2 separate regions of the Homo sapiens genome follow, and region 2 is linked to region 1. The links are chromatin loops, found by intact Hi-C in ENCODE. Cell type or tissue: B cell. All regions are shown on one strand. Links, peaks and the distances in the headings refer to the core of each region. The heading gives the core; the rest is flanking DNA.

What was found. A loop is a pair of places that touch in the nucleus more often than their neighbours do. Peaks named below come from ENCODE experiments on the same cell type or tissue, not always from the same donor. Only the 100,000 strongest peaks of a DNase experiment are listed, where the experiment ranks them.
Region 2: a loop joins it to region 1, with 2.0 times the contacts of the local background. A loop is called at or near these places in 10 of 110 quality-filtered maps.

The regions. Positions count from the first base shown.
Region 1 is chr17:29,946,957-29,949,877 of GRCh38, reverse strand. All of the region lies in intron 3 of EFCAB5 (EF-hand calcium binding domain 5), which reads right to left. Among named protein-coding and RNA genes, the nearest start is that of EFCAB5, 6.8 kb to the right of the region's middle. In B cell, for the core only: no CTCF peak of the experiment used is centred there; a DNase peak (open chromatin) is centred at 1,157; H3K4me3 peaks cover 805 bases; H3K27ac peaks cover 2,330 bases.
Region 2 is chr17:30,003,433-30,006,353 of GRCh38, reverse strand. All of the region lies in intron 7 of EFCAB5 (EF-hand calcium binding domain 5), which reads right to left. Among named protein-coding and RNA genes, the nearest start is that of EFCAB5, 63 kb to the right of the region's middle. In B cell, for the core only: no CTCF peak of the experiment used is centred there; no DNase peak of the experiment used is centred there.

The sequences.
Region 1 (2,921 bases), core at 145-2,644:
TACTTGGCTATCATTGGTTGCTAAGCAATAATCCTAGTGCTTGCATTGTCCCCACTGATGTACAGAATGGAAGTAGACATGTGTTTGGTTACCACTGTAGTCAAACACTTCTCTCTTAGAACCACAAAAACAAGAAAAAGAAGCACAGCAACAGCAGGGTCAACAAATCAGGATTCTGAACAAGCCTATATGAAGCTGTCTTTTGACTGAGTGACCTCTGAATTCATGGATCACAAATTACAGCACTGCCCCAAGGGCAATTTAATTCAGAGGTTTAACTGAATAGTTTCAAAGATGTACTGGATTTTTTAGCAGGTCTCTGGTTGGACATCCTAAACCTTTTAAGATTGATTGATTAATTCATTTATATACTGACTCAATAAATAACTATTAATTTCTCACTGCGTGCCAGGCACTGGAATTCTTTTTCAGGATCATCTTCCTAAACTTTTCCAAGAATCAAGAGCCTTTCAAGCTCTGCCCCCAATATGTACATCTTCGCCACTCTAGTGGTCTACCTTCTAATATAAAAAGAACTATCCAGGCACTATGAGTATAAGTGCTTTCAACTAAATAAGTAGGGACACAAAAGAATTCCTTGTACATATTTTGAAAAGTCTAGCCTTATAATGACTTTTATCATTTTCAGCTCTCAGTGTATGGTCCACTGCTGGGCAGAGCCTCAGTACAAAGCCTATTTAAGGACATAAATAGGAATGAATTATAATTCATATTGTAATAAGTCTTAGCAGGCTCTTTCTTCACAAGGAGGCATATAACATTAGTGGGTCTGGCTGCTGATTAAACTGGTGAAAATTGACCCAGCAGGGCTACTTAAGCTGTATGATGTTTTCTTTAAACACAGGCCCTGTTTGAAACTCAGCGGCTTTGTCCTTATTATCAGGATTTCTTAACATTGGCACATGATGTAGAATGACTGCTGCAAAGGAAGGAGGTAAAGAAGTACTACTAAACACCACTGGAATTAAAATTCAATAGATAAAGGAAAAGGCAGTTTCCTACAAAACACTCTTAATCTTAGGGCTGTGTAATAAGAATATAACTGAGCAAACTGATAGTTAAAAAAAATTCTCAAAATGCAAGTTAAGCTCAGCCTGAAAAGTAGAAAAACAAGGGTAAAGAAATGAGGAACTGACATGATATATTTAACCACAGTATTTTCTATGCAACGATATGTATTTGAGTGCATGTTGGGAGCTGCTTATCAAGATAACATGACTTTAATTTTGACAAGTATGTAACAAGGATGAAGACACTTCCTTTGACCTGTTGAAATTGCAGTAACAGTTCCTCTTCCTACTTTGTATATACCCACACACACACACACATTCACAAATGAGGGATTTAGAGTAAAAAGTTTTAATAATCATAAATAATGATTATTTAATAAATAAGTACACCGCATTGTGTTTGATATCAGAATAAGCAACTGCAATGTTTTCAGTACATATCATATACTGGGATAAATCGATTTAAACAAAACACATTTCTCTCTACCATACATTGAAAAGCAATAAGAGAAATTGAAAGTAGAAGAAGAGGAAAGACCACAAACTCTTGCTTGATATGTTTTCTGGGGAGGTGAAAAATTACCTGATGGAATACATATGTACAGTTTTGTAGGTGCAAATATGGCCACAAACTAATTAAAGTGAACATCTAATTAAATTTATAACAAATTACCTATATCAAAATTCTGTTTGGCATTTTTAAAATGAATGAGTTAATTTAGGCCAGGCGCGGTGGCTCAAGCCTGTAATCCCAGCACTTTGGGAGGCCGAGGTGGGCGGATCACCTGAGGTCAGGAGTTTGAGACCAGCCTGGCCAACATGGTGAAACCCCGTCTCTACTAAAAATACAAAAATTAGATGGGCAGAGTGGCAGATGGCTGCAATCCCAGCTATTTGGGAGGCTGAGGCATGAGAATCGTTTGAACTCGGGAGGCGGAGGTTGCAGTGAGCTGAGATTGCGCCACTGCACTCCAGCCTGGACGACAGAGCAAGACTCCATCTCAAAAAATAAAATAAAATAAAATGAATGAGTTAATTTATAAACCTGGCCCAAGCGATTAAGGTAAAGGCAAAGTATATGTATGTGGTGTTGGTGGTAGATGTTTGGCATAAGGAAGTAAAATCAGAAAAACAGGAGGTGGGGACAGGTAGAAGAGGATAAGTAAAGACTTGCCAGGAAGAAAATTTTTAGAAGTTAGTGAAGCTGTGAAAACAGTACTAAGTTTATAAGAAAGACAGAATAAGTGTTGGAAAGTTTGGTTCTTTTAAAAAAAAATTTTAAATTTTCAGGGGTACAAGTGATTTTTGGTTACATGGATGAATTGTATAGTGGTGAAGTCTGAGATTTTAGTGCACCCATCACCTGAGTAGTATACATTGTACCCAATATGCAGTTTTTTTAAATCCCTTGCCCCTCCTTCCACCCTCCCACTTCTGAGTCTCCATAGCCCATTATATCGCTCGGCATGTCTTTGCATACCCATAGCTTAGCTCCCACTTCTAAGTGAGAACAGATGGTATTTGACTTTCCATTCTTGAGTTACTTCACTTAGAATAATGGCCTTCAGCTCCATCCAAGTCGTTGGAAAAGATATCATTTCATTCTTTTTTATGGCTGAGTAATATTCCATGGTGTATATATACCACATTTTCTTTTTCTTTTTTTTTTTTTTTGAGATGGAGTCTCGCTCTGTTGTCAGGCTGGAGTGCAGTGGCGTGATCTCAGCTCACTGCAACCTCTGCCTCCTGGGTTCAAGCAATTCTCCTGCCTCAGCCTCCCAAGTAACTGGGACTACAGGCACCTGCCACCACACCCAGCTAATTTTTGTATTTTTAGTACAGACGGGGTTTCACCAGGATGGTCTCGATCTCTTGACCTTGTGATCTGCC
Region 2 (2,921 bases), core at 274-2,773, 56 kb before region 1:
GAGCAATAAAAAAGATCTCCAAAAAAAATCTACAAATTTGTTTGCATAAAATTTTAAAATTTTTTTGTAAATTAGAAACCACCAAAATTTTAAAACAATTGAGAAACGTTGAAAAATATGTTAACAGAAAAACCAAACGCTATAAAATATTTTAAAGAAGTTTATTCTGAGATAATATAAGTGACCACAGCCTGAGGAAAACACAAACCCAAGAAGCCTTGAGTAAGTGGTCCTAAGGCAGTCGGATTACAGTTTGGTTTTATACATTTTAGGGAGGCAGAATTTACACGCAAAGACATAAGTCAATACACGGAAGGTATACGTTGGTTAGGCCCCAAAAGATGGGATATCGTGAAGCAGGGGTTTGCAGGTTATAGGTGGATTCAGAGATTATTTAATTTGCAATTGTTTAAAGGAGTAAGGCTCTGTCTAAAACTTGGAGTCAGCAGAAAGGAATGTTTTAAGTTAAGATAAGGCTGCTATGTGGCAAGACTGATGGCCTACAGGCTTGACTTAACCCTTACCTGACATGGCCTTAGGTCTTGTTTGTAACTTAGTATCTTATTGCCAAAAAGAGTCTGTTTTGTCAGTTTTAGGATCTGTATTTTAACATTAACAATCGTCACTTACTGTGCCTAAACTCCAAAGGGGAGGAGATATAATGAGGCAGGCCTGACCTCCCTTCTTGTCATGGCAGGGAATTCAGTTTTTAAGGTTTTTCTGGGGTTCCCTTGGATAAGAGGGGGTCTGTTCAGTCAGCAGAAGGCTTAGGATTATATTTTTAGTTTACAAACATATGCAATTTGTGATCATAAATAATGTCTTTAATATATAATGAACATTTACAATTCCATAAGAAAAAATAAAAATCAGGTAAGATGGCCAAAGGATCTGAATGCATAATTTACGTAAGAAGAAATTTTTAAATTACATAGAATAATCTTTAATCTCACCAGAAATCTCAAAGATAAGAGTTAAAAAACAAAATGCCATCAAATTACTTTTATTTGTTTGAGACAAGGTCTTGCTCTGTCATCCAGGCTGGAGTGCAGTGGCTTGATTATAGCTCACTGCAGCCTTGAACTCCTGGGCTCATGCAATCCTGACTTGGCCTCACCAAGAGATTTCTTATACTCAATAATACCTACTGTTGGTGATAAGACGGTGCCTTGAGAGCCATCATGCATTGCTGAGGAGAATAAATCAGTATAACCAAGAACACAATTTGACAAATATATACTAAAACCTCAAATATTTATTCTTTAACATATTTGTTCCATTTCTGGGACTCTAACACTGAAACTGTGTCTTAGCTCAGGCTGCAATAACAAAATACCATAGACTGGGTGACTTAAACAACAGAGATTTATTTTCTTACAGCTCTAGAGGCTGGAAAGTCCAAATCAAGGTGCCCACAGAGGCCAGGCACAGTGGCTCACACCTGTAATCCCACAACTTTGGGAGGCCGAGGTAGGCAGATCATGAGGTCAGGAGTTCGAGACCAGCCTGGCCAACGTGGTGAAACCTTGTCTCTACTAAAAATACAAAAAAAAAAAAAAAAAAAAATTAGCCAGGAGTGGTGGCACTCTCTTGTAATCCCAGCTACTCAGGAGGCTGAGGCAGGAGAATCGCTTGAACCTGGGAGGTGGAGGTTGCAGTGAGCCAAGATTGCACCACTGCACTCCAGACTGGGCGACAGAGCAAGACTCCATCTCAAAAAAAAAAAAAAAAGTGCCCACAGAGTTAGTATCTGGTGAGGGTTATTGAATAAAAATTATAGAAGGCAGTTGTCTTGGACTAAGCTCCTGAACCAGGCCCAACAGACCAGACTAAAAATCAAAATGGAGTAACTCAGACTGAGGTTCCACAACACTAAACTAAAACTAAATTGTTATCTAACCTTTAAAGAAATCAGAAAATTTCGCCTCCACTGAGCAATAACAAGGCACCTTGCCCCTGCCTCCAAAATGTCAATGGAGATTGAATGGGGAAATTGGATCTTTATGCCCACCTGGCAGTAGAGAGGTGGCACTCCCCTTCTTCCACCAGCATGGTATCAGAGGAAGCTTTTTAAAAGAAGATGCAAATAAGATCCCAAGTCTCATAGTGATAGATGCAGGAGAAGCTAAGGAAACCTTGCACAGGGTCTTGCCTGGGCATGCCTGCAAATGATTGGGGGACCACATGTGCATTGGGAGAATGGGGCAGAGCCACCAATAATTCACGCCTTATGAGAGGGGAGAAGCCAGGCCTCTTCGGCTCCCATGTGGTGACCTGGTATTCAGTCTGTGAAGTGAGAACCTGTTGGATGGACCCTCTTTTTCTTTGTGGAGAGTTTTCTTTTTGCCTAATAAATCCATCTTCACCCTTCAATGTGTCTGCATGCCTCATTTCCCTAGTTGTGAGACAAGAACTTGGATTTTAGCTGAACTAAGGAGCAAAAAATCCTGCATCAATAGCATTATAACCAAAATGTCCAAGACAAAACAGAAGATCACATATTGTATGAGGAACTAGGAAAATCTCAACTTGAATGAGAAAATTTAATCAGCAGATGCCAACACTGAGATGACACAGCTGTTGGAATTATCTGAGAAGGATTTTAAAGCAGCCACTATAAAAATAATTCAACAAGCAATTATGAACATGCTTAAAATAAATTAAAAACTTAAAAGTCTCAGCAAAGAAATAAAAGACATGAAGAAAAACGAAAATTTTGAAAAATACAACTCAGGAGGCTGAGGTGGGAGGATCACATCTCTTTTTTTTTTTTTTTCTTTTTCTCCCCTCCCCAAAACCACATTTCTTAAAAAAACAACAAGGCTGGGCACAGTGGCTCACGCCTATAATCCCAGCACTTCGGGAGGCTGAAATGAGAGGATCTCTTGAGCTCAGGAGTTTCAGACTAGCCTGGGCAACAT